2 separate regions of the Homo sapiens genome follow, and region 2 is linked to region 1. A link is a loop called in an ENCODE intact Hi-C map of the cell type or tissue named here. Cell type or tissue: heart left ventricle. All regions are shown on one strand. Each heading gives the region's core, and the rest is flanking DNA. Links, peaks and the distances in the headings are about the cores only.

The links. Peaks named below come from ENCODE experiments on the same cell type or tissue, not always from the same donor. Only the 100,000 strongest peaks of a DNase experiment are listed, where the experiment ranks them.
Region 2: it touches region 1 in a loop (11-fold over the local background); 5 of 110 quality-filtered maps call a loop at or near these places.

The regions. Positions count from the first base shown.
Region 1 is chr3:166,003,977-166,021,228 of GRCh38, reverse strand. No RefSeq gene overlaps it. Among named protein-coding and RNA genes, the nearest start is that of BCHE, 180 kb to the right of the region's middle. In heart left ventricle, for the core only: a CTCF peak has its summit at 7,958 (motif pointing left); no DNase peak of the experiment used is centred there.
Region 2 is chr3:167,142,250-167,159,501 of GRCh38, reverse strand. No RefSeq gene overlaps it. Among named protein-coding and RNA genes, the nearest start is that of ZBBX, 230 kb to the left of the region's middle. In heart left ventricle, for the core only: a CTCF peak has its summit at 7,650; no DNase peak of the experiment used is centred there.

The DNA of each region.
Region 1 (17,252 bases), core at 3,926-11,925:
ATATACCTAATGCTAGATGATGAGTTAGTGGGTGCAGCGCACCAGCATGGCACACGTATACATATGTAACTAACCTGCACATTGTGCACATGTACCCTAAAACTTAAAGTATAATAATAAAAAAAAGACTACTTATTAAATTCAGACTTTTCCAAGGTGATTATGCATGCTACAATATTAAAGAAACCTATATAATTTTTGGAAAAGCTACAAATTTATAAAATAATGTGTAGTAATTAAATCAAAGTAATTGGGATAAGTATTAAGGATGCTTCACAATAAGAACTTTAAAATGCAAATAGAAAAAAGAAGTATAAGTAAATATACTTTCCACGTAAACAAACACATATTAAAGTACAGTAAATACAAATTACATACAAAAATAATTGTTAAAAAATAACAAGTTCAAATATAAAAATAACATTATACTTTTGCTTCTCGTTATGATGGAGTAGCTTGAAGCAATCCAGCTCTCCTACTGAGAATAATTACAAGAACCAGATTTAAAACATTTAAAGCCACTTTAAAAAAATAAGAGAGCGCTGAAGAAGCTAGGACTAGCAGAGACAGGAATCGAGTCAGAGAATTCACAGAGAAGTGAGCTGATATTCTACAGCCACTTTTTAAATTCTCTCTGTAGGACAAGAAGCTTTGAATCAGAGCTTCATGGAGGGAGAGGAAGACTGCTCAAGAAGAAAGGCATTGAGTTGCTTTGGTGGCCTTCTTGTTTCAGGAAGACATAATTAGAGACTTTGAAGAATGTGAGCTCAATAAGAAGATTGAGAAGAACTGAGCCTGACACACATGGCTCATTTTCAACATGTCTTTTGTTAAATTCTCAAAATTCATGGACAGAAGCTTAAAAATTTAAATAACCACACACACACACACACACACACACACACACACAAACACCGAAAGAGTAGTCCATGACAGAAGAAAAAAAGAGTAAAAGAAAAATGAGAGAAAAAAAAGCAAGTGGAATGAGCAAAATATTGGATCAGTAACACATTACAAAGTACAATTGTGCAAGAAATATAAAAGCTTAAAAATTTATGAAACCTATTAAATCAACATGGGTGGAAATCAGTCAATGCCACTTGAAAAACGTCTCCAGATGATTCTATGTCACTGCAAGTTGATGAAACTACTTTACAAAAACAATGGTTCTCAGATTTTAGTGACTTCAGAGTCACTTGGAGAAGTAGTTAAAACACAGCTTTCTGGGCCCAGTCCTAACCCCTGAGTTTCTAATTCATTAAGTCTGGGATGAAGCTTAAGAATTTATATTTCTAAATTGCTTTTGGCAGTATGGTCATTTTCACAGTAATATTTAGTATACATATCCATGAGCATGAAATATGTTTGCATTTGTTTGTGTCTTTTATAATTTTTTTCAGTAGTGTTTTGTAGTTTTCCTTATAGAGGTCTTTCACCCCCTTGGTTAGGTATATTCCTACTTGGTTTATTTTATTTTATTTTGCAGCTCTTGTAAAAGAGGTTGAGTTCTTGATTTGATTCTCAGCTTGGTTAGTGTTGGTGTATAGCAGTGCTACTGACTTGTGTATGATGATTTTGTATCCTGAAACTTTGCTAAATTCGTTTATATGTTTTAGGAGCTTTTGGGGTGAATCCTTAGGGTTTTCTAGGTATACAATTATATAATCAGTGCACAACACAGTTTTATTCCCTTTTTACCAATTTAGGCGCCCTCTATTTCTTTCCCTTGTCTGATTGTTCTGGCTAGGAATTCCAGTACAATGTTGAATAGAAGTGGTGAAAGTGGGCACCCTTGTCTTGTTCCAGTTCTCAGGGGGAATGCTTTCAACTTTTCCCAATTCAGTGTAATGTTGGTTATGGGATTGTCATAGATGGCTTTTATTACCTTAAGGTTTGTCCTTTCTTTGCCTATTTTGCTGAGGGTTTTAATCATAAAGAGATACTGGATTTTTTCAAATTATTTTTCTGCATCTATTGAGATGACCATGTAATTGTTATTTTTAATTCTGTTTGTGTGGTGTATCACATTTATTGACCTGTGTTTTAAATCATCCCTGTATCCCTGGTATGAGTCCCACTTGATCATAGTGAATTATCTTTTAGATATGTTGTTGGATTTGGTTAACTAGTATTTTGTTGAAGACTTTTGCATCTATATTCATTGGGGATATTGGTACCATCATCATTCCTCACAGAACAAAAAAAAAATTATAAAATTCATATGGAACCAAAAAGGAGCCAAAGCAAGACTAAGCAAAAAGAACAAATCTGGAGGTATCACATTACCTGACTTCAAACTATATATAAGACTATAGTAACCAAAACAACATGGTACTGTCATAAAAATAGACACATTGGCCAATGGAACATAATAGACACCCTATAAATAAAGCCAAATACTTATAGCTAACTGATTTTTGACAAAGCAAACAAAAACATAGAGTGGGTAAAGGACAACCTATTCAACAAATGGTGTTGGGATAATTGTCAAGCCACTTGTAGAAGAATGAAACTTGATCCTCATCTTTTACCTTATACAAAAATAAACTTAAGATTGATCAAAGACTTAAATCTAAGACTTGAAACAATAAAAATTTTAGAAGACAACATCAGAAAATCTCTTCTAGACATTGGCTTAGGCAAAGGCTTCATGACCAAGAACTCAAACACTAACGCAACAGAAAGATAATTAGATGAGACTTAATTAAACTAAAAAGTTTCTGCACAGCAAAATAATAATAATAATCAGTAGAGTAAACAGACAACCCACAGAGTGGGGGAGACTCTTCACCAATATTCATCTGAGAAAGAACTAATATCCAATACCTACAAGGAACTCCAACAAATCAGCAAGGAAAACAACAACAACAACAATCCCACCAAAAAGTGAGCTGAGGACATGAATAGACTATTCTCAAAAGAAGATATACAAATGGCCAACAAACATATGACAAAAATGCTCGACACCACTAATTATCAAGAAAATGCAAATCAGAACCACAATGCAATAGCACTGTATTAGTCCATTCTCATGCTGCTATAAATAACTGCCCAAGACTGGGTAATTTATAAAGGAAAGAGGATTAATTGACTCATAGTTCCACAGGGCCTGGGAAGTCTCAGAAAACTTACAATCATGGCAGAAGGGAAAGCAAAAACATCCTTCTTCACAGGGTGACAGGACAGAGAAGAATGAGAGCTGAGCAAAGGAGGAAGCCCCTTATAAAACTATCAGATCTTGTGGGAACTTACTATCATGAGAATAGCATGGGAGAAACCACCCCATGATTCAATTACCACCCACTGGGCCCCTCCCAAATAACATATGGGGATTACAATTCAAGATGAGATTTGGGTGGGGACACAGTCAAATCATACCAACCACCTTACTTCTCCAAGAATGGTCATAATTAAAAAATCAAAAAATAATGGATGTTGGCATGGATATAGTGAAAAGGGAGCCCTTTTACACTGGTGGTGGAAATGTAAACTAGTACAACCACTATGGAAAACCATGGAGATTCCTTGAAGAATTAAAATTAGATCTATAATCTGATACAGAAATCCCACTACTGAGTATCTACCCAGAGGAAGTCAATACACAAAAAAGTCACTTGCACATGCATGTTTATAGCAGCACAATTCATAATTTCAAAAATATGGAACCAGGCCAAATGCCCAGCAAGCAATGAATGGATAAAGAAAATGTGATATATATATCACAAAATGTTTTTTATATATATATATACACACATATAAATCACAAAATGTTATATATATATCACAAAATGTTACATATATACACATGTATGTGTGTATATATATATTTTTATATTTATGTATATACACACACACACACACACACACACACACACAAACCATGGAATACTACTCAGCCATAAAAAGGAACATAATAATGGCATTTGCAGCAAACTGGATGGAATTGGAGACCATTATTCTAAGTGAAATAACTCAGGAATGGAAAACCAAACATCATATGTTCTCACTTATAAGTGGGAACTAAGCTATGAAGATGCAAAGGCATAAAAATGACACAATGGACTTTGAGGACTTGGAGGGAAGGGTTGGAGGGAGCTGAGGGATAGAAGACTGCACATTGGGTACAGTGTACACTGCTTGGGTGATGGGTGCACCAAAATCTCAAAAATCACCACTAAATGTTTCATGGATAAGGTGACTTACTCATGTAATCAAATATCATCTGTTCCCCCAAAATCTATTGAAATAAAAAAAAGCAAAAACAATTTATATTTCTAATAAGTTCCCAGGTGACACCAATGGAGCTAATCCAAAGACCAGATGTTGAAAACCATTGTATTCAAGATATTCTTAGAAAATTAAAATGATTTGGGTAGTTAAATTACATGTGACATTTTTGTGTGTTTGTTCTATCATATTCTATAGTGGCACATTTTAGAGTTGTATATGTATTGTTACTGTGACAACACATTTTAATATTCTAGTGCTGTTTCAAGTTTAATTGAGAAGGATATGGAGAATGCTCAGTCTGTATATGTTTATGAAGAATAAGTCAAGTTCATTTAAGCTTCATGCCTGTTTTTTACTTGCTTATCTTTCAACATTGTACTAATACTTAAATTTGGAAAGTATTGAATGTATTGCTGTAGTATTAGAGACAAATTCTATAATATAGAATCTTTACCCAGCAATCTTATCCACCTCCTGACAAGTACAGGTCCCTATATCATTGAACAAGTCTCTAGGTAGCTAAGTGTAATTATTGCACAAGCAGCCTCCTTCTTTCTCTCTGGTCAGTGCTTCCTTAGCTTTTTTCTCCAAATGGTTCATTTATTTAGTTAATTTGAGCTAAATATGTGTCACAGATTCTATGTTTGGAGAAGTGCAGAAACCTTGTTTGATCTAGCTTCCTTTGTTGTAATAATCAGGAAATTGGCACATTTTAATCTCTAAATTAATACTTTTATAAATTAATAAAATAAACTAAAATTCTTGTCTCGATTCCACAATTTTCTATTTAATAAAAATAATGGAATAACTTATATTTAAGCTTAAAGTGTGTTTAAAGGTGATAACCAAATTAACATTTTATTCATGAGATTTTAGTTGACCATAAGCTTGAAGAGTTACCTTACATTTTAATCATTTGAAAAAAACAGCTACAAATTATTAAGTGATTATTCGTTGACCTGCATGTTTAGAAGTGTAGTGCTATTGATATGAAAACTGTAAATTCTATTGTTCAGCTTATATCTGATATATTGCATTTATTTCTGAGTACTAGATTTCAAGAGGCTCATAGATACACCACAGAAAAAAAAACAACCCTGATGGAGAGGTGACCAGAATAAGGAATCTTTCTAATCATTTAGACAATATTTTATTTTAAACAATTTAACTATTCCTCCTTTAACATAAGATAGATTTGGAACAAAATGAGAAGCTATAAGAAGGTAATACAACATATTGGTTTTCTTAATAGTGTTTTCTAAAACTGAGATAGAATCTTTAATGAATCTCTGAATTGGTTGCCATCGTCACAAATTAAAGGGAATAGAATCACAAGTCAAGGATTTTTATGAAAGTGATCATTCTAGCAAATGGATGGCAGAAATAAACAACTTTTAAGAGGTGCTATCACTCCTAGCTCTAGTCTAAATTTTGTTCATGAGACAGAGATTCTACAATGTAGAGGTCTTCTGACAAAGAAAAAACCCTAAACTGTTTTAGAAGCCCCCAAATAACAGTGACATCTGACTCACAGGCAACATAACCTCAATTTTAGAACACAAATTAAAGCATTATTTTTAAAACAAATATTGCTTACTGTTTCATCACTAGATCAAATTTTCAAGTAAAGGCATGACATATATTTTTATATGAAATCAGACTTGTTGAAATGTTCTTATTTGAAAGGTACTCTCTGGAAAAGATCACCAGAAAGCCATTCCTCTAATGTTAAAACTAACCATTTAGGAAAAGCAAAAAAACTCTAACTCCTTCATACAACAAAACAATTAGATGGATAAAATATTTGTATGTTAAAAAATTAACAGTGTCACAAAAGTGACAACAAAATATATAAGTGAATATTTTTCAATTCTAATCATAGGGAATGAATGCCTTAATTTGAAATAATAATACTCAGACTCTCCAAAGCTAAAAGTTGATATATTTCACTACCTAACCTTTTCGACTACTGTTGCTAAAATCTAAGTAAAACAAAATAAATCAAGTCTAAAGAAGAAATAAAACTGAAAAATGTTATTAATAGTTGACTAAGAATGTATTTTCTTACCATAGAAAGAACTCCAAAAAGTAGAAAAAATATTCAGATCTAGTGAAACACTAATAGAAAAGAAATACATGATGAGTTTATACCTAATTGTTAACAGGAATGAAATTGATATTGAGTTTAGGAGGTGTGCTATAAGAAAGAAAACTTGCTTTTATCATGTTTCTGTATTATTTAGCTCTGAACCAAGAAAACATATTAAATTTATAGGATAAAAATTAATAAAAATATGTATTAAATGTCCTGCAAACTATTATAGATAAATATTTATAGTGGGATACAAGTTGATAAAAATATATCTGTATTGGCTAATATATGTAAAATATATGGACAATTATATACAACATTGATGACAGTGGTTACTCTGCTGGATACAACAAAAGTTTTGAAAGGAGTATTTTTAGTTGTCATTCTGTAAGCTTTATTCTTTAAAAATAAATACATATTTATTTTAAAGTAAGAATATACAAAATATGTATTAATTATTGCATATAACCAAATGCAATATAACATGATGCATATTAATTATTTACCACTGAAAACTTTCATCAAAGTAACTACAATCACGCTTTCACTATCAAAAATAAATACTTGAGTTATTGGCATAAATATTGAAATTCAAAATATGGGATTTGTGGTGCCATTGATCCATGCCCAAGAATGTCACTTTCTTCCTCTCTCCTAGAGGCAAAGTAAATAGAATAAATTTTGATTAGAACATAAAAAATTGATTGACCATATTAACTTACTAAGTAGCTATTAAAAGTCTACTGAATGTTATGCTAGGAAAAACATTAATATCAAATGTAATTCCTTGTACATGTAAGGTCTTGTACATTTTCTCCCACAAATTAAAAATAATGGCCAATGACAGAGGAAAATCATAGTATAAAAACAAAATAAATATTTGTACATGGAAGTACCTGTGGTCCTTCTAAATTCTAGTGAGATGTGTACTTTCTTAGCTAATACTCTTATCCTGTGATGCTGACATTGCCTTTCTTTCTCAGTATCTTATCATTTTTCTGGACACTGTTCAAGATCTTATAGTTTCTCAGTTCTGAATAGGTAAGAGGAACTGTTAACTTGTTTGTTTTGCTCATAGTAACTGTTTAAATTAAAATCTTTTACATGAATTCAATAAGTTAAATAACTACAATTTAATTTTGCTACTACAGAATTGGGACAAAGTATTTTAGAAAAATCAAATATATAGATTTATAAATTACTTCTATTCAAAAAAACCCATGAAATTTTAAAATAAATTACTCATACATATATGTATATAAAATTCAGATAATAAATAGAATATTACTAAAATATTTTTCAAATACACTCATACTGTTTTTGAATAATCATGTTTATCATATATAAATTACACATAAATATAAGGTAAAATTATAATTTATAAAGTTTATAACTATAAATGAATTATATATAATTTATATATTTCTAATGATTTTCTTATGTTAATTGATAACTTCTACACATAATTTCTTGATATATTGCACACACACTACCAAATTGCCTCATGGATGGTATCATTTTTTTAAATACTTGAACAATGGTTCCATTTAAATGCAAATAGCACCTGTCTTCTAAAACTTTTAAGACTAAAATAATCTATTAAACACACACCACATTATGGTAACACCGCCATCTGCTGGATAGGTTTATCAAATTTTTGATGCTTGGTAATAAGTATGACCATTACTGCTATTTAAAGTTGTAAATTGCAAGAAATCATGAATCTACATTTATTGACTATCCACATATCTACAGTTTCCTCTCAATAAATAAAATAAGAATTCATATAAAAATTAGGTACATTAATTTTTTTTAGGTTTGGTAAAGTTTTTATTATTAGCTATAAACAATCAGATTTAATGAAGCAATATATCTGCTCATAAAAAGTATAAGGGATTATTAGAATTTTACACAAAATATCCCTACTCACAGAAGGCCTAATGGAATAAAAACAGTAATTAAAATGCCAAAAATAATTTTTGGTGTTTGACACCGGGAAAATGAAACATTTTGCCTAATTTTTGATAGTGTTACATGTTGAGATATGACATGTATGGCATTTCCATTGACACAAAGCCTTGCTTTTTAGCTCAAACACATCTCGTACTTTCTTTAACTTTCCCTTCAACCTTTATTTTAAGTTCAGGGATAAATGGTCAGGATGTGCAGTTTTGTTACATAAGTTAATGTGTGCTTTGATGATTTGTGGCACAGATCACCCCACCTACTAGGTAATAAGCCCAGCATCAATTAGCGATTTTTCCTGATGCTATTCCCCCAACCCCACCCCAACAGGTCCTGTGTGTGTTGTTTTTCCCCACCATGTGTCCATGTATTCTCATCATTCAGCTCCCACTCATAAGTGAGAACATGTAGTGTTTGGTTTTCTGTTCCTGCATTAGGTTGCTGGAGAATGGCTTCCAACTCCATCTATGCCCCTGCAAAGGACATGATCTTGTTCTTTTTTATGGCTGCATAATATTCCATGGTGTATATGTACCACATTTTCTTTATCCAGTCTATCATTGATGGGCATGTAGGTTGATTCCATGTCTTTGCTATTGTAAATAGTACTGCAATAAACATATGCATGCATGTACCTTTATAATAGAATGATTTATATTCCTTTGGGTATGTATCCAGTAATGAGATTCTTGAGTCCAATGGTATCTCTGCCTCTAGGTCTTTGAGGAATAGCCACACTGTCTTCCAAAATGGTTGAACTAATTGACATAGGTACATTAATTTTTATGAGACAAAGAGATTCTGCAACGGAGAGGTCTTTTGCCAAAGAAGAAAGTCTAAATAGTTTTAGAAACCCTAAGACAATAGTGACAATTTGACTCACAAGCAACATAAATATGGTGTTCAATTTTTTCTTATCCCACTAGACACCAAATTTATGACCAACATAAAAATAAATAAATAAATAAATAAATAAATAAATAAATAAATAAATTGAGTAAAGCCACATTGCTGCTTAAAACTTGACTCTCTTACCAGACTTGTCACTAGAGATTTGGCTAAATGCAATTAAAAGTGAAACAAACACTTGACCTAGAAGGAAGACATATGATTTTTCTGGCTTCAAAAATAGAATGTTCTATGGTTAAAAAGACAGCTAGGTACTCAATGGAGGAATCCTGATAAACCCCAAAGATGAAGGCAGTGATTGGCATGTTCTTAGCTCCGTGAGGGCAGAGAACATCTCCTTCTGAACATTATTTCCTATTGTATAGCTATATTCATTAAATGATATTGGGCATGACTAACTGTTATTGATTGAAAAGCAACCCTAAGAAGAATAATATTTGGGCAGTAGAAATCTTTTTTAGAATGAGTAGCCACAGTGTATTGGAAGCTCTTTTGATGTGTGGCTGTCACATATATAAAGAACAACATTAGAAAGGCTTCTTTTTCAGAGTGAGTAGTTACTGTAAGCAGAGAACTATTTTTAAGGTTTTCCTTTAACTGAGTACAAAAATGAAAAGTGTCAAAACCATGTAAAAACACAAGAGGTCAAAAGCCAGGGACTTTTATTGCTAATCAAAGAGTTGCTGTCACAAAACACTTTTGTTGCTATAAACAAAGCAGAACTTTAGTTTTAATTTCGTTCTCTAGATACAAAAGAACATATCTCAGCTATAAAGCTAGAGCAAGTAGTAATAAAGAACAAACTGTCTAAAAAGATGAAAATACATTGTTTTGATTTGATAAACATTATTTTGTTAAGAATGCTTAAAACAACCTATTGGAAATTACAGAAAACTAAATTGAAGCTGTAGTAAGCAAAAGAGTGTAGTACTGATATAAAAATAAACACATAGATCAATGGAATGGAAGACAGACCACAAAAATAAAGCCATAGACCTACCACCAACCGATCTTCAACAAAGTTATCAAAAACATTTGCACTGGGGAAATGACATCCTGTTCAATAAATGGTGCTGGGAAAATTGGATAGCCACAGGAAGAATGAAACTGGGCCCATTCCTCTTATCATCTACAAAAATTAATTTGAGATGGATTAAAGACTTAAATATAATACCTGAAAACTATAAAAATCCTAAAAGAAAACCTGGGAAAAACTCTTCTGGATATTGGCCTAGGCAAAGAATATATGACCGAGTCTTCAAAAGCCAACCAACAAACTAAATTCATGACAATTGACAAAATAATATAAAAGAAGGTAATTATAAGAAAATGTGAAAGATACGGAAAATTCAGTCTAGGAAAAACAAGCTAAAAAAGAATGAGATAGTGGGCATGGTAGCATGTGCCTGTAGACCTAGCTAATCAGGATGCTGAAGTGGCAGAATTGCTTGAGCTCAGGAGCTAGAGGCTGCAGTGAGCTTTGATGACGCCACTGAACTACAGTCTGGGTGACAGAGTGAGACCCTGTTTCAGAAAAAAAAAAGCAGAAAAAATACAAATTATGTATTACTCAAATAAGTGATAGGCTGAACATGGTGGTTCACACCTGTAATCCAAATACTTTGGGAGTCTAAGATGGGAGGATGGCTTGCACCCAGGAGTTTGAGACCTGCTTGGGAAACATAGAGTGACTACCATCTCTACAAAATTACAAAAAATTAGGGGGGCATAGTGGCATGTGCCTTTAGGCCCAGCTACTTGGGAGGCTGAGGTATTAAGATTGCTTGAGCCCAGGAGGGTAAGGCTGCATTGAGCCAAGTTTGTGTCATTGCAGCCTGGGGGACAGAGTGAGACCCTGTCTCTAAAAAACATAATAATAACAATAATCACAACTATTTTGGACGGGCACTGTGGTTTACGCCTGTAATCCCAACACTTTGGGAGGCTGAGGCAGACAGATCACCTGAGGACAGGAGTTCGAGCCCAGCCTGGCCAACATGGTGAAACCCCATCTCTACTAAAAATACAAAAAACTAGCCAGGTGTGATGGTGCACGCCTGTAATCCCAGCTACTCGGGAGGCAGAGACAGGAGAATCACTTGAACCTAGGAGTTGTAGATTGCAGTGAGCCAAGGTCTTGCCATTGCTCACTCCAGCTTGGGTGACTAGAACAAGACTTCATCTCAAAAAAAAATAATAATAATAATAATAATCTTAAACTGAAGCTTAACATGAATGTATAAACAAAATCTAAGTATTCTAATATCAAGTGTCATTTCATTGAAATATTTGAGTTTTAATATTCAAAAACAATATAAGCACACAAATAACACAGGATAGAGATGAGGGAAAACAAAGGAAAAGAACACAGCCTGGAAACAACAAAGGATATTGATAACAAAGCTGCAAGGAAAGATCTTTTATGGGGAGGGAGAAGGTAAGAAGTAGACAAAGACTTAAAATTCAAGAATTCTCCAATCAGCCAAAATACTTTTTATGCATAAAGAAAATAGATATTCCTGACTCAGTAGATGCTTACAAATTATTCCCTGATTAAGTCATTAAAACAAGCGTTCAGTAATTATATCACTTATGTAACTTCTTAAATAAATTACACAGATATAATTGTTTGAACAAAAGATGAAGTAAAACACAAGCTGAAGAATATAAGACTGTACAAAAAGTTTACTGTTGTCAATTAAATTAGCTAAATATGAGTCAAGTCCACATAATTATTCTACAAATAAAAAATAATCAATTAGAATAATCTCAAAAGAAATACATAATATAAAATTAACATGAATATTTATCTGCACCAAAATATCTCTGATTTAATAAACAAATTGAATGGAGTATATGAGGAAAGTGTTTAGAATTTAAATATCCATCTTTTACAGATGGGCTACTCTTTTATTGTTTACATTGCCAATAAAAATAAAGTTTCAGGTGTGTGTCTGCTTGCAAGGATGTGTGTGTGTGTGTGTGTGTGTGTGTGTGTGTGTGTGTGTGTGTGTATCTGGTTAATTGTAAAAACATAATTAATTGATTTTAATGGTAAATCATTTTCTCCTACTGTCTTTTGGGATCTGTGATGTAGCACTAGTTGTTTTTCTCCTGCCCCTGGATGAAAAGCTGGGCAGTATCCTTATATTTTCGATTCACTGATCCCAGAGAAATACAAACTACCATCACAGAATACTGTAAACACCTCTACGCAAATAAATTAGAAAATCCAGAAGAAATGGATAAATTTCTGGACACATAAACCCTCCAAGACTAAACCAGGAAGAAGTTGAATCTCTGAATAGACCAATAACAGGCTCTGAAATTGAGACAATAATTAATAGCTTACCAACCAAAAAAAATTCCAGGATCAGACAGATTCACAGCCAAATTCTACCAGAGGTACAAGGAGGAGCTGGTACCATTCCTTCTGAAACTATTCCAATTGACAGAAAAAGAAGGAATCCTCCCTAACACATTTTATGAGGCCAGCATCATCCTGATACCAAAGCCGGGCAGAGACACAATAAAAATAGAGAATTTTAGACAAATATCCCTGATAAACATCGATGCAAAACTCCTCAGTAAAATACTGGCAAACTGAATCCAGTAGCACATCAAAAAGCTTGTCCACCATGATCAAGTGGGCTTCATCCCTGGGATGCAAGGCTGGATCAACAAACGCAAATCAATAAACGTAATCCAGCATATAAACAAAACCAAAGACAAAAACCACATGATTATCTCAATAGATGCAGAAAAGGCCTTTGACAAAATTCAGCAGCCCTTCATGCTAAAAACTCTCAATAAATGAGGTATTGATGGGACGTCTCTCAAAATAGTAAGAGCTATTTATGACAAACCCACAGGCAATATCATACGGAATGGGCAAAAACTGGAAGCATTCCCTTTCAAAACTGGCACAAGACAAGGATGCCCTCTCTCACCACTCCTATTCAACATAGTGTTGGAAGTTCTCGCCAGGGCAATCAGGCAAGAGAAAGAAATAAAGGGTATTCGATTAGGAAAAGAGGAAGTCAAATTGTCCCTGTTTGCAGATGACATGAATGTATATCTAGAAAACCCAATCTTCTCAGCCCAAAATCTCCTTAAGCTGATAAGCAACTTCAGCAAAGTCTCAGGATACAAAATCAATGTGCAAAAATCACAAGCATTCTTATACACCAATAACAGACAAATAGAAAGCCAAATCATGAGGGAATTCCCATTCACAATTGTTTCGAAGATAATAAAATACCTAGGAATCCAACTTACAAGGGATGTAAAGGATCTCTTCAAGGAGAACTACAAACCACTGCTCAACGAAATAAAAGAGGACACAAACAAATGGAAGAACATTCCATGCTCATGGGTAGGAAGAATCAATATCATGATAATGTCCATACTGCCCAAGGTAATTATAGATTCAATGCCTTCCCCATCAAGCTACCAATGACTTTCTTCACAGAATTGGAAAAAACTACTTTAAAGTTCATATGGAATCAAAAAAGAGCCCACATTGCCAAGTCAATCCTAAGCCAAAAGAAAAAAGCTGGAGGCATCACACTACCTGACTTCAAACTATACGACGAGGCTGCAGTAACCAAAACAGCATGGTACTGGTACCAAAACAGAGATACAGACCAATGGAAGAGAACAGAGCCCTCAGAAATACTACCACACATCTACAACTATCTGATCTTTGACAATCCTGACAAAAACAAGAAATGGGGAAAGGATTCCCTATTTAACAAATGGTGCTGGGAAAACTGGCCACCCATATGTAGAAAGCTGAAACTGGATCCCTACCTTACACCTTATACAAAAATTAATTCAAGATGGATTAAAGACTTAAATGTTAGACCTAAAACCATAAAAACCCTAGAAGATAAACCTATTCAGGTTTTCAATACCATTCAGGACATAGGCATGGGCAAGGACTTCATGTCTAAAACACCAAAAGCAATGGCAACAAAAGCCAAAATTGACAAATGGGATCTAATTAAACTAAGGAGCTTCTGCACAGCAAAAGAAACTACCATCAGAGTGAACAGGCAGCCTACAGAATGGGAGAAAAATTTTGCAATCTACTCATCTGACAAGGGGCGAATATCCAGAATCTACAAAGAACTCAAACAAATTTACAGGAAAAAAACAAACAACTCCATCAACAAGTGGGCAAAGGATATGAACAGACACTTCTCAAAAGAAGACATTTATGCAGCCAACAGACACATGAAAAAAATGCTCATCATCACTGGCCATCAGAGAAATGCAAATCAAAACCACAATGAGATACCATCTCACACCAGTTAGAATGGCGATCATTAAAAAGTCAGGAAACAACAGGTGCTGGAGAGGATGTGGAGAAACAGGAACACTTATACACTGTTGGTGGGACTGTAAACTAGTTTAACCATTGTGGAAGAGACTGTGGTGATTACTCAGGGATCTAGAACTAGAAATACCACTTGACCCAGCCATCCCAGTATATATCCACTGGGTATACACCCAAAGGATTATAAATCATGCTGCTATAAAGACACATGCACACATATGTTTATTGTGGCACTATTCACAATAGCAAAGACTTGGAACCAACCCAAATGTCCAACAACGATAGACTGAATTAAGAAAATGTGGCACATATACACCATGGAATACTATGCAGCCATAAAAAAGGATGAGTTCATGTCCTTTCTAGGGACATGGATGAAGCTGGAAATCATCATTCTCAGCAAACTATCACAAGGACAAAAAACCAAACATCGCATGTTCTCACTCATAGGTGGGAATTGAACAATGAGAACACTTGGACACAGGAAGGGGAACATCACACACTGAGGCCTGTCGTGGGGTGGGGGGAGGGGGGAGGGATAGCATTAGGAGATATACCTAATGTAAAGGACGAGTTAATGGGTGCAGCACACCAACATGGCACATGTATACATATGTAACAAACCTGCACGTTGTGCACATGTACCCTAGAACTTAAAGTATAATAAATATGTATACATATTTTTTTTAAAAAAGAAAAGAAAAAGAAAGTGTAGTTATGATCAGATTTCTCTTCCTTTCCTCTACGTAATATTTCTTCTCTTCCATAGAAAAGTAACACCTGTTTCTGGCCACTTTGAAATTGGAGTTAGGGAATAGTGGTACAAAGTGAGAAAGGAGATAAGCTTTTTATCTGAGGAATTCAAGCCCCTTTAAATTATCAGGTCCAGAGAGAGAGAGTGAAATGTGACAGCAGTCAAATCTCTCTCCTCCCTTAGGCCAAACAATTACCCTTTGATGCCATTTGGTATGTTGGCTTTAGAGTGATTGATATCCAGTAGCCCTACAATGCCATATACCAAACACCATAACTCATATCCTATATTTCAACAATGTATGGTCAATTACTAATCAATGTTATTTATTTATGTATGCCAATGAGAATTCCTGTCGAATAACTGTGCATCAGCCACCTCCTTATTCCCATTTGCCTTTAAAAACTTGCTTCTAACAAAGGCTCAATTGAGCACTCACCAAGGCAACTAGGAAGTATATCCCAGGCAGCTTTCCTCATTTTAGCTCAAGTAAACTCTTTAAAATTATATTTTATCCTCAGCTTATTTCTTTAGGTCAACAGGATAAAGGAAGTTGAGAAAGATCTTACTTCAGAAATACTACCATGATGCACTCAGACAAGCCCAAACTTGGCAGATAGCTAAGTCTAACATGTTGTCCTGAGAAAAGTTCTCCAGTACTGAAGACCTCCCATCTGCAATGTCCTGTAGAGAGGAAATGCCTGCTGGATAGTCATTTATTCTCAGTTCCCAGGAATACTTTCCACTTCTCTCTGCTGAGATCTAGTTCCTCAGCCTGCGCAAAATCTAAAGTAACACATATTTGAATATCTTTCATGGGTTGACTCATGACCAAAAAAAGAAAAAAACAATGCTATCAATACCTTGCCCAAAAACTGTAGAAAGACAAAACAGCCAAAAAGGCACCTTTTTCTGCTTTGATAAACTACCCCACCATCTCTCACTCTTTCTCAGTTGTAAATCAGACAATATTTTAAGATGTCTGCTAAAGTACAGAGGAACACAAATGAAGAGCTCCACATGGTTTCTTCAGAGCATCATTTTTCTTATTTAAAGTTCTATTAGAATGCCACCTCTCTCTGGTTCTCATCCCCTCTGAGACTCACAGCACAATCCATAAGCCCTAGAGAAAAATAGTCTCCAAAGGTACTTCCACATCCCCAACTCTCAACTCTGTTAGATTCTCAATGTGAATAGTGGGAGAGGCTAGTCATTTAAATAGATGCACTTCTACTTTTAAGTTTATAATCTAGCATCTAACTTTAAATGTTTCCACCTAGTTTGTTTCAGCAATTTTTTTTAAAAATGAGTATATATGTCACTAGACAGAATGCTGAATATAACCACTGAAAGATCAGATTCTGTATTTCTAGAATTTTTTAATTGAATAAATGCATTTTATGTAACTAGAGCAAAGAAGACAACAAAAACCTAGGACTTAGAGCAGAAAGCAAAAAATAACAATAATCACACTGCATTAATGATGGTAATAACATGAAAACATTAATAAATATTAAAACAAAAAAAATGAGTGTTGTAGGACAAAGCCTGTCCCGTATCTCATCCTACTTTTACTCTAGCCATAAAGCCTCCTTGGAGATCCTCAGACAAATCACTTCCTTGTTGATCCCTTTAGCTGGAGCAACTAGAAGCTGCACCTTTTCAAGCCTTTGCTCAAATGCTATCTTTTCAAGGTGACAATGACTCTCTAAAATTCCAACCAAACTTCATCCCCTACACTCTCCATTCCCTTCACCATGTTATGTCAATTTATTACCATTAGAACTTATGTTTTCTAACAAAGTACATAGTTTACTGAAAACTATGTTAATTTTTTTAGATGTGATTCTTACCACTAAAATGTAGCAGCCAGAAGGAAGAGACTCTTTATAAATTTGCTCAAGGATGTTTTTATTGTTTTTAAATAAGTAATTGCCATTTAATCAACTATATTTATTTGT
Region 2 (17,252 bases), core at 3,109-11,108, 1.1 Mb before region 1:
GACCTCGTGATCCACCCACCTCGGCCTCCCAAAGTGCTGGGATTATAGGCATGAGCCACCATGCCTGGCCTATCACTTCACTTTTATCACATTATCTATTATGCTTATTTTTCTCATTTTTCTTTTGACTGGTTAGAACTTTTAAATGAATGTATATTAGTATGTATAGCAGTAAGTATTTGGAAATTAGTAAAAGCAGATTTGGTGATTGTTTCAAGCACATTTCCACACCTTTTCATGTAAGAATGATTTAATTTCAGTTCACTTGAAGAATTAAGGACACTTAATGAAAAAGATCTGACAGCAAAATTACAAAGTGGACAAAAGCAGTCATAGAATCCCCAGTTTGAATTACATGATTTTAGCTGAGATTATCTAAGGGGAACAGCAGGAGAAAAATTTCTGCTCAAAGCAGCCAGCTGTTTGGGCTGAGAGTTCCAATGTATGCAGATATGGAGATGGGAAGCTGGTGGTGGCTGAGAAAAATTTCAAGAATTCCTAGAAGTTCACAGTTTACTAGTTGAGAGTAATATGATACAGAAATTTTTAAGCCACCAGAATACAATTTCATTAAAGTTTCCATTCTTTCATCATGGGAAGAACCATACTACTCCAAGCCACAGTTGTTCATCTTGCATCTATTCTGTTCTACGTATAATTTATAGTGTATATGGAGATAAGTTTTGAAAGTGAAAATCTGATCATTTCCTTGCTTCTCATAGGGTAAATTCATTCTGTTAACATGGCTTACAAAACAGTTTGGTCTCCTACTATCTTCTCCATTCTCTTCTGTGACTAAACTCACCTTGCCTCATTTCTTTTCAACCTTTCTGACTTCTCCATCTTTCATAATTTCCCTTAGTTTTCCCTTCTTCGGGTGTCTGTACTGGATGTTTTCTTCTGCCAGAAATGTTTCATCCTCTGCCCTTGTACAAGCTGAAGATTTCTCCTTGCCTCATTGAGAAAGTCAATCTCTTTTCTCAAAATCTTTCATTTTAATGCTTAGAAATGCTTGCCATAGATGCAATTTGACATGTATTTGCATGATTACTTAATTAATTTGATATCTCTAGATAGAATTCTCTTTGAAATTCTACTCTAGATTCTAAGCTCTATGAGAACTGTGTCTCTACTGCCTACTGAATGCTATTCTAATATATTGGTTGAAAAATGAATGAATGAATAGAAGTATGTGTAGTATGGTATGTTTGAAAAAATGCAAATGGGATCATAGAATAGGCATTATATAGGTGATTCAGTAAGCATGAGATTTAGGAAGAACTTCATTAAAATAACTAGTTTTTGGCTGGGTGCAGTGGCTCACACCTGTAATCCCAGCACTTTGGGAGGCTGAGGCTGGCGGATCACAAGGTCAGGAGTTAAAGACCAGCCTGGCCAACATGGTGAAATCCCTTCTCTACTAAAAGTACAAAAATTAGCTGGGCATGGTGGTGCATGCCTTTAATCCCAGCTACTTGGGAGGCTGAGTCAGGAGAATTGCTTGAACCGGGACCCAGGAGGCGGAGGTTGCAGTGAGCCGAGATCACACCACTGCACTTCAGACTGGGCTACAGAGCGAGACTCCATCTCCAAAATAAATAAACAAACAAATAAATAAATAAATAGCTAGTTTTTAGTTGACGTGTAGTTAATTAGCACAGAAAAGGAAAGTAAATTGTTTACTTGTCAGTTAAATCTACAGTGTTAGGGCACATCACCTGCTTTAAGAAAGAAAAAAAAACACCTTCTCTCCCTTCAAGTGCTTCTTGTAGGTGTAATGACAATTTTATAGTCCATTTTCATCTTCTTTCTAGAGTGTGTCATATAGTTGAAACAGAAAATGCTTCATGTTTGGTGTTCTGTCTTGTTGAAATTGTATTTCCGATTTTATGATTACATCTAAAGCACAAATGACGCTTCAGACATGCCATTGTGCAATACATATAAGATACATTTTTACTCGATGAAAAGTGTATTTTTTGCCAAATAAATATGCCCCTCCCTTTCTAGGTCAAGTGGGATATTGTTTTCTTTTGTTACAGAGATCAGAGGCACTGACTGTCTTCCTATCTTTGCCTTATATCATAAAGCAAAAATAATCTCATTACAAAAAAAATGATAATTTTGTAGGTGATGGTATGCTTAGCTTTAGTCTTTCAACAATGTATACACACTTCAAAACATTATACCCCAAAAATATTGTCTTACTTTTTGTCATAAGTGAACACAACAGACTGGCTAAATTATAAAGCAAAGAGTTTTATTTGGCACGTGATTCTGAAGGATGGGAAGTTCAAGATCTAGGGGCTACATCTGGTGAGGGCCTTTATTTCCTGCATCATAACATGGTGGAAAACATGACAGGATGTGGAAGGGTGACAGAGGGTGAGAGTGTGTGAAACACAGACAAAATTTGCGCCAAACTTATCCTGTTCATAACTAAATCAATTGGAATACCTAACTTACTCCCACAGTAATGGCCTTAATCCATTTATGAGGGCAATGTCCCCATGACTTAATCACTTCTTAAAGTTCCCACCTCTCTATACAATGGCAATTAAATTTCAAAATGAGTTTTGGAGGGGACATTCAAACCATAGCAGATATATACAATTATTACTTGTCAACCAAAACTAAAACTAAAATTAAAAATAATGTCACCAGTTGTAACCAGAGTTCTGTTTTCCTTAGAGAGACGGGAGTTGTTTGGAGGAATCATCCACCTTGACTTATGTTCTCCTAAATTCCTGTGGCAAACCTAGTTTGAAATACACATGAATGTTAGATTTACTGCATAAATATTCAGTCCTCAATAATGATTTTTTTCTTGTCTTTTCAATAAGAATATATTTCTTGGAAAGGCTCCTGGGATCCTCATAGCCATAGTGCAGCTCAGTTTTATTTTTCAGAGGATGCATTTTATTTGTCTCAGAACATCTCTGTTTGGTATTGCTAACTGCAGAACAAAATAGCCAGCTTCCCTGCCCCAAGGAATGTCCCTCATGAATAAGCCCCATACTTGTGGGCCTCTACTTTGTACTTGAAATTCACACAAGTAGGCGCTAAATAAATTCCTAGGTGCCGAGTCTCTCCTGCAGACTCTGGCTGAGTGACAGATGAAAGAAGTATGCTGACACAGGTTATTTTGCCTGACAGCACGGCTAGGAGACCACACGGCTCCGCACCACCATCAAGAGAGTCTAGCAGCTGCCAAGAGAGTGCAGCCCCGATAAGCTGGTGATGCTTGCATTTATTTAGTACAGATTGAATGACAAAGGCTTACAGCAAACACAATTTGTGGGTAATAAACATTGTTGACCCCCCGAGTAGAGAGCAATATTGTGCATGAATGATCAAAGATTGGTTTCTGGAGACAGGAGTAAATGAATTTATCTAGATAAGTTCCTTTACATTCCCTTGTTATCTAACCCTTGCTCTTAAGATAATTTAACTGCCTTCAGCTAAATCCTCTTTTGAAGCTTTTGCAAAACCTTTTGGCCTTCCAATAACATTTGCATCTTTCCCTATAATTTTTATAGCTTTTCCCACCACTCTGACCCATCTCTGACATCTAGGTCTTGTAGGTAGTCCAGCTGTACTAATACTAAGTGAATATTCAATGATGGTTAATGATGGAGAGAGAAGGATGGTGTGCTGGAAAGAGCACCAAATAGGCTCTTGGAAAATGTGGATTATAGTTTTGGGTTGAAAAAGGTACTCAGATAACATCACTGTTCTAAACACAAAGTAACCAATAAACTATCATTACTATTATAATTGAGTCACTTGTCTGCAAAAAGATAAATTTTACTTCACTAACTAAAATGCTGTAAGTCTTTTCAATAAATCAAGGAGCCTGTGGGAAATAAGTGGACAGTGTAGAGTACTGATAACTAGAGAACATGTAACTTATTATAAAGTGATAAACAAGGTGAAATATTCTTCAGTCACTTCAAGGTGATTTTGAAAATCAATAACATAATGAGAAAATAAATTATTTTGCTCATAGACAAGTTTTTAGGTGATATAAATTGACCTATATATAGCTAAATTTTAGAATAGGAGTGATATGAAAAACATTTAGTAACTATATACAGACAATCACAAGTTATACACAAACAGTGATTCTTTGATCACTCAATCATTTTTGTAGCCATCGCAACTGGGAATATGTAGTTACCATGAGACACGCTCTTTGCCTTTGGTGTTCGAGCCACAGCAGTCTTCTTTAAGTTCCTCAAAGGCCTATTGTTCCTTCAATGTGTTTGTACAGGCTAATATCCCCTGCCAGGAAAATCGCTTGTCTACAATTATTCTCCCTACCTAATTAAATCTTGCTCACCTTTCAAATCTTAGCAAAAGTGTCACTTTCCTTAGAAAGCCTTTGTAGGTTATCTCAGACAAAATCAGGTCCACTTATTCTAGCCTTATAGCTTCTTATAATTTTCCTTCATAGTGATTATCTTTAAGTTATTCATCTGATGTTCATTTTATCACAGCCAGTTTTCCACTCCTCAGTGCGAGAAAGCAAGCTCCAGGAAGGCAGTGCCTCTGACTGTCAGGCTCACCTGCTTATTCCAGATGCCTAGCACACAGTTCCTGGCAGATCATCAGCACTGAATAACTGTTTGTTGGATAACTGTATGAATGAATTTCAGAATCCAAGCTATGGTATCTGAATGCCTTAATATGCTATTGTTTTGTTATAACTGCACTCCCTCACATTGTACTTATGTATTTAAATTGTCTAACTGAAGAATAACTAAGTGAGGTCAAAGGCCATGACTGTTCCACAAACCTGATAGAAACTCTGTAGGAGTTCAACAGTGGCTTTCTACGTGATGTCTATTGTTGCTAACTCATATTTACTTTTGTGTTTTTTCAAAGCTCTTCTCTTATGCTTAGAATATGTATAAAATATAGTAAAATTGATTTTTGGGGGTCACAAGTGAGGGTCTGATATTCAGAGAGGTTTTCTGACCTTGCCAGATAAATTAATAAGGTGCAGGGACAGAGGTAGGAAGACAACTCAGATCTCCAGTATTAGTTCACATTTCTGACTTATGCAGTGCTCAGGAAAGATAATGCCACTTGTCAGAACCCTACCACTGTGTTCTTGGCCAGGACTGGAGCAAGTCCAGAATGCAGGGTCTTACATCAGAGAAATGAAAGAGGAGGCAGTTCAGAGAAGGAGGTCCCAGGGACTCCCCATATGGAAGTGCAAATCTAAACATGAAGCAAAGATTCAGGTTAAGATCATAAACTAGAAATGAAATGGCAAGTTCAAAGGTCAGAAAACTTGATCAACTGGGGTGCAAAATTGGCAGGTCAGGCAAGAAGAGACAGAAGTGAGGAAATAAGGAGTCTCTATACAGCCAATAGGGAAAAGGCAGGTATGGGTAGGTTTTGGAAAGTTTTCAAGTTTAAAATTTTGATTTTGTTTATTTCCTGTGGGGTCTTATCTATTGAATTATCCTAGTTCTAGACCTTCCTCACACCTATGCTCCCAGCTATGTGCTAGAGCCCATTTTCTATGTTATGTTGTATAGTCATTGGAAAAGAAGTTCAATCACACAGATAATTCCTAATTTCTACAGGATTTACCAGCTCCTTTTTTCAGGCGTGACCTGGATATAGAATTATAGTTTGCATTTAATATCTAGTGATCTTAGAAAAAGAAATGGTACAAGTTAATTATAAACATGTTCTAAATTTTGTAGTGAATAGTGAAGTAGATCAATTATCATAGAATCAGAATCTTAGTCATTTTTGTGAAGTTAACATTCCTCTAGAAATTTTAAGTGTCTAATGTATGCTATAGTTAAATGGATCCCTCATGTGTTTATCCTCAGCTTCAATACTTATTCACATTCTGTCATTCTTGCTTTGTTTAATAGTTTCATTAGTACTGTCTTTCAAACATTGGGATGTTTGCTGTGACCAATGCTAAATGTGCAGTGGTAAGCCCATGTCAAAGTGGGACTTCTTTCTATATTGTTCAGAATATTCCAGAAGGGTTTACTGAAATGAGCACATTGCCTCTTAGATGAAGGCAGAATTAAGGGATTTTCTTCAAAAGAAAGAGCCTCTGACATATTGAATCTTGCCCTTTTAAAATGTGTGATGCCAGGGACAGAAAACCAAGGATGTTGCTTTGGTGAAGCAATATCCTTTCTAAGAAATACCAATTCTATACATTTAAAATAATAAAACAACATGAAGCATACCTGTTCCTAAGAATTACATGTGTTTCTACAAAGCTAAATACAAAATGCAAAGCACAGAAAAAAAATGCTTTTTTTTGTGGAGGAAAAATGTTCTTTCTCTCTCTCTTTAGGACAAATCTGCACTGAGTCCTCTAGGATATCACCATGTCTTAGAATAATTTTTATATCTTTTAATGTTTAACGTCACCTTTTTCTTTTTCCTTTGTACCTCTGCCAGTGAACCCAGAGTTCAGTACATAGCAGGTGTTTTGTAAGTGTCAGTTGAATTAATTTAATTTGTTTTCTTGAACTAATTTTTTTATTTCTCAATTGATTATGCCAGAGTTACCAGCCTCCTCACTACCCTATTCTGTTTTTAGAGTAATAATCACTGCCATAACGTGCAGTTACATTCCCTGCCATATATAACATGATGCTGCTGCTGCTGCTGATGCTGATGATGATAATGGCATCATCCCCTTGCCCCTTGATTTGGTTTTTAAATGAAATACAGTCAATGAGAAAGTATCCCTGGCATCGTCTTTGAATAATTCCCTTCCATGCATATAAAACTCTGTCATGCTGCTTTGCATAACTTTACTACCTTTTAGAAGTCATGTTGAGATCTGTCATTGTGGAACACGTTGAAGCCCTGTGGGAAAGGGAGATGTTTTAATAGTTTCTACTAAAAATGACATTTTTCTCTTAAAAGTCTCCATTGTGATTGTGACCCTGACAAAAAAAGGAGGATTATTTCTATTCTTGTTCTTTTTAATGAGGTGCAGGTGGAATAACTTACGGACACTAGAACATGGGAATTAAGATCTTTTTTTCTTTCAAGTCAATCTGTTGTCAGAGAAGAGATGGATATTTGGTGAATTAGAAATAAAATGTCCATTTATAATTGATCTGATACAACTATTGGCATGCTTAGTGTGAAACTCATATTATCTTCCACTTCCAAGGACAAAGACTCACTTGTTAAAATTGTATTATTGGTAGAAAAATTTTAAAACACCTATAGCAATATACAGTAATGGGTGGCAAAATGTATGATGGAGCATTTTAAAAGAAGCTAGGAAGATAAATGAATATTTATAGGTAACTGCAAGTGCTGATCCTCTAACTACAAGTATTCACTGAACTTCATGAAGGCAATAATTACTTCTTTTTGGAATTATCATGACAAAATGTATCTGTAAAGTTGTTATTACCTAGATCTCCAGGAAGCACAAGTTACAAACTTCTATAAATTAGGCCTTCTGAGATTTTAAAGATATTTATAAAATATTCTATATAGGAAACATTGAACCTATTTCTGAAAGCCGGGAGTTTTAGTGCACTTTATGTTAGAGTATTCTTAAAAAAGAAAGCAAGAAAGATTTTTCCTCTCAATTTTTCTTCATTCCCTTCTGTAGATGTCACTGTAGCATAGGGAAAAGCAAGACAACTTCTTTTCTTTTGAAAATATATGACTTCTACATGCAAATGAAAGAAAGTGGTGATTTGATTTATTATGCCATGGTTGTCATATCAACAATACAGTTTCCAAGCAACTAGCAGAATAAATTATTTTATAGATTTATTTACTTAACCTCATAAAATGGACCAAATGGAAGACACTTTTTTCACCCGTGATTATGTGGTAATTAAAAAAAGTCATTACACAGAAATTATGCATTAAATTCACATTACTAAGAAGAGTTCAGAATGAATCATGTGAATGTAATCAATGCCAAAAGACTTAATGAAGATTTCCTGCTTACAAGAAAGCATTGTTGTTTCATGTTTATGTATTTTCAATAATTGGTTTCCAGGATCTATACCAATTATTTGAGTAAAATGGTTCCCATTTCATTCTTCCAAGAGGCTAACATAGGCAGTTTTCACTATTATGCCCTTTAAACACTCTTCAGAATAACCTCCTTATAGAACCCTGGTGTTCATTCTATTAGACGTACTGCTTAGAATCCTCTACTTATGCAAACGACCTGTACCAGTTCTTAAAAAGACTTCCAAAAAGTTACTAACTTATTAGAAAATGAAGCATTGATTTTTTTTAAGCAATTGCCCTGGGGATGTTAGAGGCTTGTTAGACATTCACAGTCCATATTCCCAAAACATCTCTTATGTAGTTTAAACATTTTCATTGCTATTTTTGAGGTGCTGCTTATGTCTCTACTTGGGAAAAGCCTGACCTACATGTAGCAGAGATAGTCTTTTGTACTTTCCTTTTATTAGAACTTTCTCCAAGGTTTTTTATTTGCTCAGATTGCTGATATGTGTGTGTATGTGTGTGTGTATATATGTGTGTGTATATATATATATATATATATATGACACATTTACCAAACTTCTTAGGCAAAGGAAGCAAAAATCTGCATGCAATCCTGGGACAAGGTATTTTGTATCCATCTACCACAAACATATTTGTTGACAGAGAAAATTAATATTGCCTATAGAAGGCATCCCTTTCCTTTGCTTTGGCAAGGATGCTTTTTTCTTTCACTTTGGTTGCTTCTGGAAATATTATTTTTTCAGACGCCCAAAGGCTGTACATAGCTAAAGAATTAAGAAAAAACACTTATATTAAAGAATTAGTAACCAAACCACAGCATTCAACTAAATTTTTCTATTTAAAATACTGACAGAAAGATAACTATAATTTTCCAAGCTACATGTAGTGGGACATTTTCTCTGACCAATTCAGATGCATCTGGTCCATTATTAACATCTTTTATAACCCTATAGACATTTCAGAGAGTCAGCAAGTGGAAGGAAAATATTTCTTCCTTCAAAAGACATTGTCCTTATATTATTATGCTTGCAACACAATTGCCAAGTAGTGCTGTTTCTGGTACTTAGTCCAACTTAGACTGTGGATATTTTCTTCCTTTTTATTTGTTTGTTTATCTTCTCAAGTCACTATTGCCTCAGAAGAAAGGAAAATCAATTTTGAGATTCTCGCCAGTGCTGCATATTCCCAGGCATTACAATAAACATTCTTCGTATACTGTGCTTGTTTTCTTGTTACCTGTCAATGCTCTGCTTCATTGCTTCTGTATCTTATTCTCAACATTGTGCTCTTAGGCAAATTTTTCTTTCTTTTTTTTTTTTTTTTTTTTTTTTTTTTCAGACGGAGTCTTGCTCTGTCGCCCAGGCTGGAGGCAGTGGCGCAATCTCGGCTCACTGCAACCTCTGCCTCCCGGGTTCACGCCATTCTCCTGCCTCAGCCTCCCGAGTAGCTGGGACTACAGGCGCCTGCCACCACGCCCGGCTAATTTTTTGTATTTTTAGTAGAGACGGGGTTTCACCGTGTTAGCCAGGATGGTCTCGATCTCCTGACCTCGTGATCCGCCCGCCTCGGCCTCCCAAGGTGCTGGGATTACAGGCGTGAGCCACCGCACCCGGCGCAAATTTTTCTTATGATCTTTCTGGGGAAGTCAATCTATTTGTATCTTCTCCTGTCATAAAAAACAAGTGGACAGATTTTTTCCTCTTTACATTTTTACATAAAATTTTGTTTGTAAAACTGTGTCTTTGATTTCTCAACGGAACTCATAAGCGATCACATGTGTTTTCCTGTAAGCAGACAATGAAGTTTGTAATTACTTCAGGAAATTAGGTGGAAGATTTAAAAATGCAGAGGAAGGTTTCCTTTTTTTTTTTTTTTTTTTTTCAAGTATAATTTCCCTTAAGTCTTGGTGAAACCGTCTTGACTAGTGCTTGGCAAACTTGAATGTACCTTAAAATCTCCTGTGGATCTTGTATCAAGGTCTATTCTGAATCTGCAAGTCTTGGAAGGGTCTGGACCTGAAATCCCAGCACTCAAGTTATGCCTAAGGTACTAATCTGCACACTACTCATTGAGTGGGAAGATCCTCGAATATTTCCACTTTGCAGATGAAGAAGCTGAAAAATAGAGTGCTGAATGGACATATCAAATGTCTTTTTCCGGTTATTATTCTATCCATCTAGAACTTAAGTGTCCCAAAACAAAAGTGGCCATGTATTTTTCTGTGCAGTTTACATAAAGAGATGGATGATGCCAATTTTCCTCTTCTTGAAACCAGTTCCAGTTTCACTTCTCTCTATAAGTGAATTAAGATTCTTTTCTCATCATGAAAATTCCCATGTTTATTTATCAATAAAATTAACATAGAAGACAATTGAAGCATAATATTTTAAAAGCTCAAACTATCATTTTCCTTTAATCTGAGAGGCAGAGGTTTGGGGAAATTAAGCGAATTAATCTTAGAGTAATGACAAATTATTTCATAGCAAACGCAGGAACATTTTAACACCAGGAGATCTTCATTATGTTTTAATATAAGCTTTTTTTAAATATGAGCTTTCCAATAGTAAAATAAGTGCAATAAAACAGATGGGTTTAGACATTGATGGTGCAGCAATTAATTTTCTTTCATGATTCATTTTGCTGGCAGGGAAAAAGCAGTAATATAAAGGCATGAATGTTTTTCTCAGTGACTTCAAGAAAACCCTGCCATTTTGAAAAAAAAATCTGAAATTAGGAGAATCTACAGCTGATTCTTTCTCCCATTTCGAATGTTTTCTACTATAGTTGGGCCCTTGTTATTCAATATATATCCCTTTCAGAACATTAAGGGTGGTCAATGGAAACTGGCTGTGCTGCACAGGATATTTTAGGACTCTGAACCCAGGGACCTTTGATGGTTGGCATTTGTCCATTCACCAGTAACTATCTGGAAATGAAGGTTAATAAGAGATTGACATTTCAAGGGTAAATGATTTATTTGTTATAGTTAATAAGAAGTTATGCACCTGGGTCGTGTGTGGTATCATGAGTAAAGATGGAAGGAAGAAAGGATTTTGGCGAGTGGGAACAGAGACATACAGCCTTAAAGCAATGCTAAAGAAGGGCTTTCCAGGGAGGAACAGGGAAGGAAAGCAAAGAAAAGTTTCAAAATAAGACCAAGTCAGCCTCAGACAGAAACACGTTGAGTCACACGTATTTGGCAATTACAAATGAATGGCTTTCCAAAGGAGTAAGGAAGAAGCTTAACTTGAGCTTCAGAGATATCAGAATATGCTTCCAAATTGTAGCAAAACTTGGGTATGTAGGTGCATTTTGCTGTGAAGAAAATCTATAATTTTCAATAGATTCTTAAATGGACTTATGACTACAACAAAATAAGGCCCAGTGACTTACAATAAGATTCAGTAACTTAAGGGGTTGGGGGGGGAGATGATGAAAAAATTCTCCTTGGTCCCGCATGTATTTTGATTCAAGATTACTCTTCTGTGCAAAGAAATGCAGAAATCAACATGTCTTGCTCTTTTATAGAGATGGAGTTTACTTTATGTCTAATACCTTGGGCTTTTTTATATTTAACTTAAAGCAGATGAGTTCTTAAGAAACTTTGTATAAAAGTTTTTTTCTGTGAGAATTGTGCAAGTGTGAATTTTAGAAATATGGAGAGGATTAAATTAACGTACCCATAAATTTGCTGAAGTCAAGAGGCAGAGCTTTTATTTATATAGTATTGATAAAGAAAAATTAAAACAGGAAGGAAAATAGAGTTTGGAGTAGATATAGACTTTTCTGCCTAATTATAATTAATTAGCTTAGTTTGTTTGAATCATAACAGCAAAATATATAGCTTTTTCTCATTTTTAATAGCTCTTCTTCCACTGAATCTATTCTGGTATTTTGTATTTAATTTTGGCCTAGCTCAACCCAATGCAGTCCATTTATTAAATAATTTATTCAATGAAAATTTCTTCAGTGCCAACTACAAACTTAGCATTGTTTTAAATTCTAGTGGGTTGAGAGAGTAATATTCCAGTAAATAAAATTCATTGCTTCTACCCTGAAGCAGCTTACAGTTTCTGAAGAAATATATTAAGTAACAATATGTGGCAGAAAGGGTATGATTGTCATATTGGTTCTACAGAAAGCAAATATAATGGGATTTCATGCAGTGTTGGAACTCTGCAAAAAGTTTCCATCAATTAGTAGGAATGATGCTAGTGTTTGGAGAATGAATAGCATTTTATCACTGTAAAATGTGTTCTTCATTTCTCTGTTGTTTATTGATTGTGTTCCCTTCATATATTACTACTTTCAAATTTCTATTTCTGAATCTGCAAAAAAGAAACCAAGCTCATTCCTCTTTTTGAGGTTCTTAGTGACGATTAGGGAGGTGATTGCATAATAGATACTTAATGGAAATGGTACTGAGAAGGCGACCGTTTACACCAGAATGAACTAGAATTAACCACACTAGGCTTTTGTATTTTAATTTCCTCATCTACAAAGTGAAGGTGTGATTTATAATTAAATACACACACATGCACACACATTTATGTCTAGTTTAGCTTTGTAATAAAATGCATGTTACTAAAACATCAATTTAGCCATGCTCCATGGTTTCATTTGTCTTCTTGTTTATTCATAAGTGACTAAGCCAGACATATCTGCTCTCACTGATCTTAGCTTTTAAATAGAAAAGACATGAGAAAAGGTCTTTCTGCTGTGGTGGAAGAAAAATAGAATACTATGTTATAGAATTAAGTGTGGGAATTGAGTTGGGAAATTGGTATAATTGCTTTTCAAAAAGACAAAATCTTTTTTGTATACTAGTAAAACTATGTAAATCTAAAATATATTTAATCTTGTAAAGATAACCTACAGAATGGGAAGACAAGTTTTGCAAACTATGCATCTGACAAAGGTCTAATATCCAGCATTTACAAGGAACTCAAACAAATTTAAAAGAAAAAAAAACAATAAAATGTGGGAAAATGGCATGAAAAAGACACTTTTCTAAAGAAGATATACATGCGGCCAACAATCATGAAAAAAAGCTCAACATCAGGGATCATTAGAGCAATAAATGCAAATCAAAATCAAAATGAGATACCATCACACAATAGTCAGAATGGATGTTATTAAAAAGTCAAAAAATAATAGATGCTGGCAAGGTTGTGGATAGAAAGGAACACTTTCACACTATTGGTATAAGTGCAAATTAGTTCAACCGTTGTGGAAGACAATGTGGTGATTCCACAAAGACCTAAAGACAGAAATATCATTTGACCCAGCAATTGCATTACTGGGTATATATACCCAAAGGAATATAAATTATTCTATTATTAAGATACATGCATGCATTATTCATTGCAGCACTATTCACAAGAGCAAAGACATAAAATCAACCTACATGCTTATCAATGATAGACTGAATAAAGAATTTGTGGTACATATATACCATGGAATACTCTGTAGCCATTGCAAAGAACGAGGTCATGTCCTTTGCAGGAACTTGAATAGAGCTGGAGGCCATTATTCTTAGCAAACTAACACAGAAACAGAAAACCAAATATCACATGTTCTCACTTATAAATGGGAGCTAAATGATAATAACACATGGATACATAGAGGGGAACAACACACACTGAGGCCTATCAGAGGTTGGAGGGTGGGAGGATGGAGAGGATCAGGAAAAATAACTAATGGATACTAGGCTTAATATCTGGGTGGTGAAACATGTACAACAAGCCCCCATGATACGAGTTTACCTATGTAACAAAGCTGCACATGGACCCCTGAACTTAAAAAAATAAAGTAAAACAAAATCTATTTATTCTTTTGAAAAGATAATTATGTTGATTATTTTTAAGTTTGAGATGATTTTGCAATCCAAGCTTTCTGTAGGCTCAGAATACAGTTGTCATGCGGCACGTTTGCTTAATAATTCAACAACGTTGTTGTTGTTTCATTGCAGTGGACCTCACAGTGAATATCACAAATTACATTAGGCATAATAGAGCAGATATCTTCAAAGCAATTTAGGAGGAGACTATTTCCCCTTTTTCACTATATCAAAAGATTTTCTGTTGTCGAACTTGACAGAAGCAGACAAGGCTCTGCTTTTCAGGCAAATACTGAAATCTTTGTGGCATTTACATTTGCACAGAAAAATAAAGACAAAATGTCTGCTGGATTACCCAACATTTGATGGACAGTAGTATATCTAAAGGATTAAGAAGTAAGTGCCATTTGTGTTTTAAAAAATTGACCATGCATTAGGTACTGAATTTGTGCACGACTATTTTGGCTTAACAAAATTTATGAGAAGCAGTGATCCCAGTAACTTGAGTTTTTCTATTTCTTGAAAGCAACAGAGCAATTAATGGTTATACATGATTACTTTATCTCTGGTCATCTCATAAGACATTAAATACTAGTCAGGTTAGAGTCATTAATCAGAAATATGAGTATATCTTGGAAAAATCGAACTAGCTATCATTCCTAGTATTTTACAGCACATTAACAAATTTAGTGTTTGTATTAAATGCTTTTTTTTCAATATGACAGAATAAAATACTGTAATTACTAATAGCTTCCAGGAAGTACATGAAAAAGTATTGGATACAATGGTATGGTATTAGTTTAAAAGATTATCTGCCTGTATTGGATTGATGTGGGTGATATCTCCCTGTTCTCATAGATACCAATGCATGGGATTTAAACTATTTAAAAAGACAACAGTGAAAAGATGCATTTAGGATATTTTTGGTCAGATATAACAATAGATCATATATTTCAAATATGAATCTCTATTGAATGGTCAAATATGGCCATGGAAACAAGTCTAATTTGATCATTTCTGTGAGGCAGTTTTTTTGTTTTAGAGGGTAGGAGAATTAAATATCTTTATCTGAACATGTCTTCAGGACAGATAGGGGTTTTCATTGCTCTATGAATTCTCTCTAGATTAGGACATCACGCCAAATTCTGCCATATAGCAGAGTGCCTCTGATTTGTCATTTAAGTCCTCTGGGATTCAGGCTTTTTCTCTACATTAAAATGAGAAGCCTAAAACAGCATGATCTCCAAGGTCCTGTGCTGTCCAAAATGCTATAAAGTCTATGGATATCAACTGAAAATGTTTGCTAAATATGTGTGTGTGTGTGTTTGGCAGAATAGTGATTTTTAGAAATATTACCAGGGAAAAATTCTTAGTCAATATTTTAAAAATGCATGTAAATTCCACAAAAATTAAAAATTAAAATGCATATGTCTCCTATATAATTTCACTGAAAGAAGCACAAAAATAAACATTAAGAGAAATTGTAGTCTTTTAATAAAAGAAAGAGGTTTCCTAAATAGAAAGCATTTTCCATGGACCTTCACATAATTATGATGTCTATTTTAAGTTATTCCTAAAATAATTGTTTGTATGATTTTGACTTATTAAAAAGTTCAATTTTAAATTTTGGTGATATACAGTGCTGTGGCTGTTTAAACTGAAAGTGTTCCTAACAAATCATCTGCATCTGCAATAGTTCTAACAGAAATTGATGTCCTAATTTTTCCAATAGGCAACTGAGTATCAGAGCAGTTAAAGGGCTGTCCATAGTCACTTAATAAATTGAGTTGAGGAAATGTGGAATTTTGGCTGCCTGATGTGATATTCTTTCTGTTACTCAGATTGTCTCTTAGAATGAATAATTTATTTCCATTGATGGGCAAGAGTAGCTGGTATAGAAGTCAAGAATAGAGACTGAAGGGTCCAATAACATTCTCAATTCAAATATTTAAGGTACATGTATTGGATAGGAGCACAATATTTTGAATGAGTAGTAGCTCTGATTGAGGAAGGAAGCTACTCATAACTGGTTGAAGAAGAATGCAACTACAAATAGGAAATTATTTTCGGCAACTGAATATATAGTCTGAGAACATATGGTCATATAAAGAAGCAGGCAATAGCCCAGATAAACAAATCAACCCTAGAGAATATAGATGCAGATTTACATAGATATAACAAAGAAAGTCTTTTAAAAATTGAGGCATAATTGACATACATTATAGTGTTCATGTTTCAATTACACAATTTAATGTTTTGACATATGTGTACATCCATGAAACCATCACCACAACAGAGAGTAAACATATTGATCACCACTAAAGTTTTCATTATGCTCCTTATAATCCCTTCTTCCTCCTCCCTTCCCAACTAGGCAATTGCTTATCTGTTTTCTATTGTTATAAATGTTTACATCTTCTAGAATATCATATAAATGGCATACTAGAGTATGCATTCATCTTGTTTGTATTTTTTTTCCACTTAGCAACTCTATCTTGTAGTATGTGTTAGTAGTTCGTTACCTTTTATCATTGAGTTATATATTCCATGATGTGAATATACTAGAGTTTGTTTATCCTTTTACCTGTTTTGGGCATTTTTTTTTTTTTTGCAGTTTGAATTTTTACAAGTAAAGCTGCTATGAACATTTGTGTGTAAGTTTTTGTGTAGTTTGCATAGACATATAGTTTCTTTCTCTTGGGTAAATAAATGCCAAAAAGAAAAAAAAGAGAATGGCTGGCTCATGAAGTAGGTATAGGTTTAACTTTTTGAGAAGAAGCCAAACTTTTTTCCAAAGCAGGTGTGGTGAGTAACATTCTCATGAGCCGTGTATGAGAATTTCATTTTCTCCACATATTTGCCAGTGTTTTTAATATTAGTCATTTTAATAGGTTTGTAGTGACATTTCATTATAATTTGAATTTGCAGTTCCCAAATTATTAATGATTTTGAGCATTTTTTCATATGCTTATTTGCTGATAGTATATCTTCTTTACTGAGGTGTTCATTTACATTTTTTATTCTTTAAAAAAAGGTTGTCATCTCTTAAGATTGAATTTTTAAAGTTATTCATATATATTTAAAAAGTTGTTTTGAAATTTTTGTTTCTCTCTCTATGGATTGTCATTTCCATCTCTTAAAAGTATCTTTTGAAGAGCAAAAGTTTTTAATTTTGTTAAAATAAAATTTATCAATTATTTCCTTTTATATTTTATGCTTGTGATAGCTAACCCAAGTTTATCATGATTTTCTCTTTCTTTTTTTAAGAATTTAATGGTTTTATTTTAATATTTTCATATTTAGAGATTTGGTCAATTTTGTTAATTTTTACATGGTGTAATGTATGAATTAAATTGAATTTTTTGCATGTGCATATTAAATTCATGATTTATTGAAAAAACCTCTTCTT